Regions from separate parts of the Homo sapiens genome. Here region 2 is linked to region 1. Evidence: read pairs that join two places in POLR2A ChIA-PET (ENCODE). Cell type or tissue: MCF 10A. All regions are shown on one strand. Links, peaks and the distances in the headings refer to the core of each region. The heading gives the core; the rest is flanking DNA. Region 1 overlaps LINC02765 (long intergenic non-protein coding RNA 2765). Region 2 has its middle 51 kb from the start of CNIH3-AS2.

Evidence for each region. ChIA-PET counts read pairs that join two places held together with the same protein. Peaks named below come from ENCODE experiments on the same cell type or tissue, not always from the same donor. Only the 100,000 strongest peaks of a DNase experiment are listed, where the experiment ranks them.
Region 2: POLR2A ChIA-PET joins it to region 1 with 5 read pairs; 1 of 35 experiments calls an interaction of 5 or more read pairs at or near these places.

Annotation. Positions count from the first base shown.
Region 1 is chr1:225,459,708-225,464,097 of GRCh38, forward strand. The region is part of intron 2 of LINC02765 (long intergenic non-protein coding RNA 2765); the gene reads right to left. Among named protein-coding and RNA genes, the nearest start is that of LINC02765, 5.9 kb to the right of the region's middle. RefSeq lists an enhancer at 786-1,467. In MCF 10A, for the core only: no CTCF peak of the experiment used is centred there; DNase peaks (open chromatin) are centred at 1,164, 1,944 and 3,414.
Region 2 is chr1:224,563,185-224,567,574 of GRCh38, forward strand. It overlaps a transcript of CNIH3 not described here. Among named protein-coding and RNA genes, the nearest start is that of CNIH3-AS2, 51 kb to the right of the region's middle. In MCF 10A, for the core only: no CTCF peak of the experiment used is centred there; a DNase peak (open chromatin) is centred at 2,177.

The DNA.
Region 1 (4,390 bases), core at 111-4,110:
TTGACTCCAAAGCCTGCATTCCTCTGACCCCAGGGCTTCTGGGCTGGGTGTTTAGGAGGTGACATTACTCTCCGAGTAGAGGATACTGAAGGAGGGACAGGGATGTGGGGGAAAGGGGACCAGTTCAGTTTGGGACACAATGGAGTTGAGATGCCTCTGGATGTCCAGTCACAATTCCTACAATGAGTTATATGAATCAGGAACTTTACAGAGAGGAAGCCTAGAAACAACAGATTTCCGAGGCCTGGGCACATGTCTGTTCTCCTCGGGAGTGGACAAGCTCAGGTACAAGGGTCTGTTTGGGAGAGAAGAGGCTCAAGGATGAGGACCTAAGGTCCTTGCTACTGAAGAAGGGAGCCCGAGGACAGGACCCAGCCACGGAGGCGGAGAGCAGTCCCGGGGTAAAGGCAAGGCGGGTGGGAGCCCCGGAGCTGAGCATGGCCAAGCGAAAGGTGCAGGACCTCAGCGATCCGTAGGGTGAGGACTGACAGGATCCACTCTGTTTAGCCACAGAGCTGAACAGGCACAGTCAGATTATCCCAGGGGGAGGAACGAATGAGGGTGAAGAAGAGGTGACAGGGAGGCCGATCTGGATTTTCCCACGGAAGGAAATCCTTTTTCAGGCCCCTGGTGGCAAAAGGAGGAGCAGAGGGAGCATCTCCAAGAGTCCTCGGCAGCTGCCTCTGGTACCGCCCACCCCACCCCGGGCCTCTGTTGGTGTCTGTGGTCTGGGGGCTCCCGGGGCCATCCTCCCTGCAGCCTAGGGTGCAGACAGCCACCACCTGCCACCCAGATCAGCAGTCATGTAAGGGCTTCTGTTGAACTGGTTTAGGAGCATAACTATAGTTGGCTGAGGTCTGGGGATTTTTTTTAAGCTACAGAGTATTTTATGGGGTTTTGCCAAAGGTTGCATTCTGCTCAGAAACCTAGCCTGTCCCAACTATTCTTTCTTGCCATGCTTCAGGAAAATCTAATCTACCGTAAAAGCAGCAACCACAGCTATGAGAGCTAAGCCAGGTGCCACCTCGGGTTAAGGTCCCTCAGCTGCCTTAACCCCTGCAAGCTCCTCTCCTTTGCAGCCACCTCCTGACACCTCATATGACACTGCCCACCCCACAGGGCCTTTGCCCATCATTTCCTCTAGATAAACAATTACTGAATGAATGAATCATCCACCAGCCAGCTCCCCCTGCCAAGAGCAAGGAAGCATCAAGGCCCCTCCCCTCTGTCACCCACACCTCTCACTGTTACCCCAACAAGGGTGCCACCCAAGGTTTCTAGTTCGAGAAAAAAACTTCCCAGACTCGCATTGCTAATCACACCTACTGAGTATAAGTAAAAGCAAGTGTGGCTCTCCCCGACCAGCGGGGGATGGTGGGGAAGGGGTCTTTCCTGCACAGCTGGCAGATAGGCACCCCTGGCTGCTGTCTTGCCTGGGCTGTGGAGGTAATTTCATTTCTCCTGCAGCCTCTTCTCTCCGTGTCCAGCTGTCCTTGCCTGTTTGATGCAGGACAGCACAGGGAGCTTGCTGCTCCTGCCTGGAGCTAGCTGGAAGGATGAGGTGGCTTTGGAAGGATTTGGAGGACCTACTCCCCACTTCATCCTCATCCACGGTTCCTCTCCATCCAGGTTTGCTGATGTTTACCAGAGTCTGGAGGGCAGGCAAGGGGCAGAGCGGCAGCTGGCCAAGGCCCAGAGGGGTTGCAAGGTCACATAGAGGACCTTGGGCTTCACTGCACAGCTTCAAACATATTAAAACCCTGAAGGTCCGAAGATATATGAAACAATCCCCTAAAAATGAAACTGCCCAGGGGAGCCCTCTTTGTAGCTCACCTGCCCCTGCCGCCTTTCTCGTATTTCTTGAGGCTGTGTGCTCTGCTCTCTGGGACCAGATGGCCCGTTGGAGACTTCTGGCAAACGCCCCAGCTCCTCTGCCCAGACGATGCCGCAACCTCCACTCCCTGCCTGCCCACGGCCAGGCCAGGTTGCAGTGTCTCGAGCCTGCTGGGCTCTCAGACCAGGCTAGAAGAGTCCACCGGGTAAATTGTTTTGTCCCAAAGCCAGAGATGTCAGGAGGAGTCTGTGCCCCCTCTGCCCCGCCCCATCGCCTGAAGGAGCAGCACAGCTTCGTTTTATAAAACCAGGATACAGAACGGCCTGGCCCCAAGCCACCCTGGACCCAGCAGACCAGTCCTGCCCCTGTCCCCTCAGCCCCTTTGTCAGGACTGGTGAGGGCCAGGGAGGGGGCTGGCAACTCTTCAGGAGCAGCCAGGGAGCACAGCTGCTGGGATGTGGGGGTCTAGTCACCTAAAGCATGACAGAATATCTGGTGACTTGGGGACCTACCTACTTGTCGGGAGCAGCAGCTCAAGGGCAAGAGAAGGTGTTGAGGGAAGGAGGGTCAAGGTGGCTGGGGCTGGAAAGTCTGGATGACTGGCCATGGGGCCACATCACTCATCTCCCAGGACCTCCTTCAACATCCAGACAACAGGAGCACTGCCCCTACCCTGCCACCCCATGGCCTGCCTCAGGGGGCCTGGAGCCCGGGGCCACCTCCCTCTTTTGACCCTGCCTGCGCAGCTTGCCTTCCCCGCTCTCTCCAACCCACAGCCGCTGCTGTCCCAGGGCCCATGGTGGTGGGAACAGCCTCTCCCATATCCCCCTCACGCAATAAAAGCCCATTTACCTGCAGACCAGCTCAATCCAGCTCCAGATTCCCAGGGAAGAAACTGAACAGCCCACCCTGGCTGGGCTCATGCTCATCTGGGTGGAGGGTCTCATTGAACCTGGAGCAGTGACACAGACCAGTGAGGGAGGGTCTCACTGGGCAACGGTGGAGGACTGCTCTGGCTAAGGGGTTTGCTGTGGACTAGAAAGATGCTCCCAAAATGTGTTCACCTCAGATGCTGCGACCATCCCTATAAGCTTTATAAAATGAACCCGGGAAGTAGGGAGGGGGGAAGGAAAATAAACCCAGCTGGCAGCACATCCAGCGTTTGGCACGAGGCCAGCCCGCTCCCAGACCCGCTTCCTCAGAGGTGTTTGCCTATTGCCCTAAAATCACGTAGACCCCGTGACAAGATTAAGGTTCCCCGTCACTGTTCTATAGATAACAACTTGAACACTATAAAATGGTAAGTTTTCCATTTGAGATATTCTTTTAGGTCCTTGCACACCAGTGACACTACTGATGTCAGCTGGTCTCAAGGACCCCACGGGAACAGACTCACAAAGAATGGAGTTTCCACCTCCTGGTGGCTTCATTCCCCTCACTCCAACCAATCAAAGACCCCAGTCTCCCAACCCCTCACCCTCCATGATCCCCTTAAAAATCCCAGCCCAGAACTCCTCAGGGAGATGAATTTCAGGGCTTCCTCCCATCTCCTGGCTTGGTGCCCTGCTATTATTTCCCTGCTGTCTCGATGTAATTGGCCTGTTACTGCACAGCGGGCGTGCAAACCTGTCAGTCCTAGAGCAATGCCATCTTACAGAGGGGGATTTCAGGAGGAAGCACAGGCGTGGGGAGAAAAGCAGTGAGTCTGAACAGCCCCTGCCGCGTGGAGTGTCTGGTGGGATCATGCTCTGCAGAGGCCCAGCTGGAGGCGTGGATCTGGGAGCCATCAGTAACCAGGTGGGGAGTGAGGTCATGGGGGTGCAGGTCACCCCGAGGAAGAGAGATGAAGGGGCTGAAGAAGAGGCAGAAAGAAGCATCAGCAGCTGAGAACACAGTGGAAGGGGGTGGAGCAGGAGCAGTCAGGGAGGCGGGAGGAAAACAGGCAAAACAGCCTCCCAAGGAAGAGGAGGGAGGGGAGGGGAGAGGTGCACAGGGCCTGGTGCTGCTCAGAGGCCAAGCAGGATAAAGCCTGTGAGGGGACAGGGCTGAAGGAGCAGTTCTTGGCAAGGCCCCTGAGAGGGGTGGGCTGAATCTGTAGAAGCAAGTGGGAGATTTTCAGGTGGAGAATCAGGCAGCCAGGTCTGCAGGATGAGAACACATCCTGTGCAAAGACCCCAAGGAAGCAGAAGGCCTCTGGGCAACTTCCAGGGACAAGGAGTTGGCACAGGGTGTGGCGGTGGGGAGTGGTAGTGGGTGTGGCAGGTGAGACACTGAAGAGGTAAAAAAGAACCACACCCAAAATGCTCACTGCACTGCTGAGCTGAGCACACCTTATTCTGTAGACTGGAACTGCAGCCCCAGGGCCAAATCTGACCTGACACCTGTTTTTGTGAATAAAGTTTTATTGGAACACAGCCCTGCCTGTTCATTTGCATACTGCCTGTGGCTCTTTTCACCCCATGATGACCTTATGGCCTGAAAACATTTATAAGTGGCCCTTTAAAGAGAAGGTTTGCCCACCCCTGCTGCAGACAACGTTTCACCACTGAGCCACTC
Region 2 (4,390 bases), core at 200-4,199, 900 kb before region 1:
TCTTGTACAGGCTGCAGAACCATAAGCCAAATACACCTCTTCTTTTTATAAATTACCCAGTCTCAGGTATTCCTTTATAGCAACACAAAATGAACTAAGACAGTCACCTCACAAGGGTGTGAAGTGTTGATTTTTGGGGGGTTATGGATAAATCGTATCACTGTCAGAGAAGGGGAGAGAAGGACAATAGAAAGTAGAGCAATGTAGAGAAGGAATGATCGTTATGGGTGGGTTGGCAGAAGAAGGACAATACTACATTGAAATATTTTAGACGGGGTGTGTGTGTGTGTGTGTGTGTGTGTGTGTGTGTGTGTATTCTAGCCTCAGGGAGAGTGAGAAGAGGGGATTTGGTGGTTGGAAGAGAAGAGTGAAAGAGATATTGGAATTAGAAAGATTCTGAAGAACTTTAGAGTACTTAAGATTGGCATCCATTAGCCTAGGCTCTGTCAGCTAGCCAGTATTAAGTATCTCCCGTGGCTGCTGTTCAGTACGGATGGGACAGATGTTGTGTCTTAGGGAAGGGAGCTAGACTTTGAAGCTCCTTCCATTCTAGGATTGGACAAACAGGTATTTATTTAAAAGAACCAGATGGTTCAAAGGAATTTCTAATTTTATACTGTTGGGCATCAGGTTTCAAACTAAATTTGGGCTCTGTCTTCCAGCTTTCCTGTTGGCCCTGGATTGAGAATAGCCTCCTGTTTTACCAGCCATCTGGTCCCTCCAGATCTCTGCTGCTGAGTGACAACTCCAAATATCTCCCCACAGAGAGGACAGAATCTTAAACAAAATCTATAGGGTGAATATACATTTTTCTAATAGGTGAGATCCTGGAAAGGAATAGGTCCCCACTTTGAAAAGACCCATGTGATGAGAGTCACACTTATGTTTGATTTGATAAGTGGCTTCTTGAGCAGCCACATATTGAAGTGTACTCTCTACTGGATAGTCCATACCTGTGCTTCTAGATCTTTGATTTTGTAGAATTTCCTTTTCTAAATAAGCAGGCTTGTGTGCTAGTAATTCATCACATAGTATCAATAACTGTTTATAAATACCTGCTTGTGTGCTAGGCACTGGTGGCACAGAGTGGTAGAAGAAGGTGTCACTACCAGTTTGAACTATATCTCTGGTTTTCTAAAATGACGAAAATGGAGAATGATTTAGCTCTAACCATGACATGAATTTTTTGAGGAATAAAATCTATTATTTTCAGCAGGACCGTCTCTGGACAGAAGAGGCTAAGGCCATCCCAGGGCTTGATTTGTCTCCAGTGCAAGACAAATCGTACTATGAAGTCTCTTTGCTTCCTATTCTCAACCCCTCCCACTGGCAACCCAGCATTTTTATCAGGTCAAAGTGAATGACAAGGGTTAAAACTTGAAGAGGATGAGAAATCACACAATGCATCCATGTGACCAGAAGGGCTGACGATACTTGGATGGAGGTGTTACCACTTGGTTTGGTGAAGTCTGGGGTTTACATGCTTTGGAGGCATGTGTGAGCCTCAGGCCCTTCCTTCTGAGCAGCAGATGGCAGAGCCACCTCAATGCACTCTGCCAGCTGCCTGGTTCATGTGCCTGGGTGGGATTGTCCTGCTCTACCTTCCACAAGGATGGCTTTGTCTGCCAGAAAGAATAATCACAACTGAAACAAATGTGTAACGATACCTGGATAGATACAGCTCAATTGGCTCCTGACAGGCCTCTGGCTAGGAGGGCCTGAGCAGTTACAGTGGGAAGGTGGATGGTTTAGGACCAGACAGATGGTGGGCAGCTGTCATCCACTGCATCCCAGTCCCCTTCAGTCTCACATCACAAATGACCCTAAGGCTATGTGTGAGCAGATTTGAAAATAAAAAAGGTTCAGTTGATTCCATTTATCACAAGTTTTCTCAAGAACAGGCAGGCAATAAAACTGGTCCCCATTCCCCCAAATAGATTTTGCAATGCTTGAGGTCTCCTCTTAATATATAATGGAGGAGTTGCTAGGGTAGCTGATCTGAGTGTGTGTATGTCTCTGTCTAATAGGTTTTTCTTGCAAAAAGTCTTATAGTTATGGTTTAAGTTCTCATTGCCCAACTGTATACTCTGAGTCACTGTCCTGTCACAGCCATATTTCCGGCTGGCATTGTGTCTGCAACCAAGAGTGTGACTGCAAGAACACAAGGCACTGTGCAAAGATAGATGAGCTGTATGAGTCAGGAGTTCTGCTCTCCAGGTCTGAGGCTGTTCATTGCCTGGGTTTGTCCAGCGGGCCTGAAGCCATGGAGAGCATAATATTTAGAGGTGGCGAACCCGACACCACCCTGCTTGCATTCTTTGCTCCAGGCCTTCTGACCTAGTTGTCCTTTTCCTGTACCCCATGCTTGCTCCCTGAGCCCTACGCTTGCTGTTCTCCAGATTGAGGCTTTCTCCTCTTGCTTCATACTCCCCTCCCTCAGCCCACTATGCACTATGTCAGGCCAACTGGTCTTACTCTGCAGGAGAGTCTGAGATTCACTGTTGCTTCCTGTGGGGAGGCTTTTCTGAGCCCCCAGGCCTGGTGCTGTGTGCTCCCGTGGCAGCCCCTGCTTCTCCTGTACACCACATATTGCCAACTTGCTTCTGACTTTCCCCTACTGAGCTACATTCTCCATGAGGTAGGGAATTATGTGTTTATTTTTCCAGCACAGAGCTTGGTGCACACTGGGTGCTCAGTGGTTGAGCAGATGAATGGACCATCTCGGTGATTCTTTGCTTCCCTCACACTGAGAAGGTCTGGCCAGCTCGTTTCCCTTTCTCCTCTCCCTTGTTTCTTGCTGAATCTTCTGGAGCACCAGTGAAAACACAGTCCTTGCCTGGCTTTCTGTTTTTTTTTTTTTATTCTCTCCCCATTGCTTTAATTAACTTAGAAATTCAGTGGACTCTTAGACAAACAATAGAATTTGATTATCTCTATAGTATACCTGGATGCCACTTCTCTGAAGTCTGTTTGAATGAAGTGATAAAACCTTGTATGTTTTGTTTGTTTTCCAGTTGCCTCCTGGTTATAAAGCAAAGCCAAACTGGAGAGACCAGTGCCAGAGCCTTTATTACTAAAAGGTCAGCATTACTTGCAACTCTCTTTGGTTTGGGGCTCTTTTGTGTCACAGATGTTTTCTTTCCTTTATTTTTTTTTTCAGGATTAAGCATGAGTTTAATTTCTTCTTCTTTTTTTTTTAAATTATACTTTAAGTTCTGGGGTACATGTGCAGAACATGAAGTTTTGTTACATAGGTATACATGTGCCATGGTGGTTTGCTGCACCCATCAACCCGTCATCTACATTAGGTATTTCTCCTAATGCTATCCCTCCCCTATCCCCCATCCCCTGACAGACCCTGGTGTGTGATATTCCCTTCCCTGTGTCTATGCTCTTCTTCCTCAACTCCCACTTATGAGTGAGAACATGTGGTGTTTGGTTTTCTGTTCCTGTGATAGTTCGCTGAGAATGATGGTTTCCAGCTTCATCCATGTCCATGCAAAGGACATGAACTCATCATTTTTTATGGCTGCATAGTATTCCATGGTGCATATGTGCCACATTTTCTCTATCTAGTCTATTATTGATGGATATTTGGGTTGATTCCAAGTCTTTGCTATTGTGAATAGTGGCACAACAAACACACATGTGCATGTGTCTTTACAGTAGAATGATATATAATTCTTTGGGTATATACCCAGTAATGGGATTGCTGGGTCAAATGGTATTTCTAGTTCTAGATCCTTGAGGAATCGCCACACTGTCTTCTACAATGATTGAACTAATTACACTCCCACCAACAGTGTAAAAGCGTTCCTATTTCTCCACATCCTCTCCAGCATCAGTTGTTTCCTGACTTTGTAATGATCGCCATTCTAACTGGCATGAGATGGTATCTCATTGTGGTTTTGATTTGCATTTCTCTAATGACCAGTGATGATGAGCATTTTTTCATATGTTTGTTGGCTGCATAAATGTCTTCTTTTGAGAAGTGCCTGTTTATATCCTTTACCCACTTTTTGATGGGTTTGTTTGTTTTTTTCTTGTAAATTTGTTTAAGTTCTTTGTAGATTCTGGACATTAGCCCTTTGTCAGATGGATAGATTGCAAAAATTTTCTCCCATTCTGTAGGTTGCCTGTTCACTCTGATGATAATTTCTTTTACTGTGCAGAAGCGCTTTAGTTTAATTAGATCCCATTTGTCAATTTTGGCTTTTGTTGCCATTGCTTTCGGTATTTTAGACATGAAGTCTTTGCCCATGCCTGTGTCCTGAGATTTATAGCATTTGGACCAGAAGATACCCCAAGAGCAGGCAGTGAGCAGATCACTATCTTTACTCCTAGTCTGCCTTTTGTATTAGGTTGGTGCAAAAGCAATTGCATTTTTTTG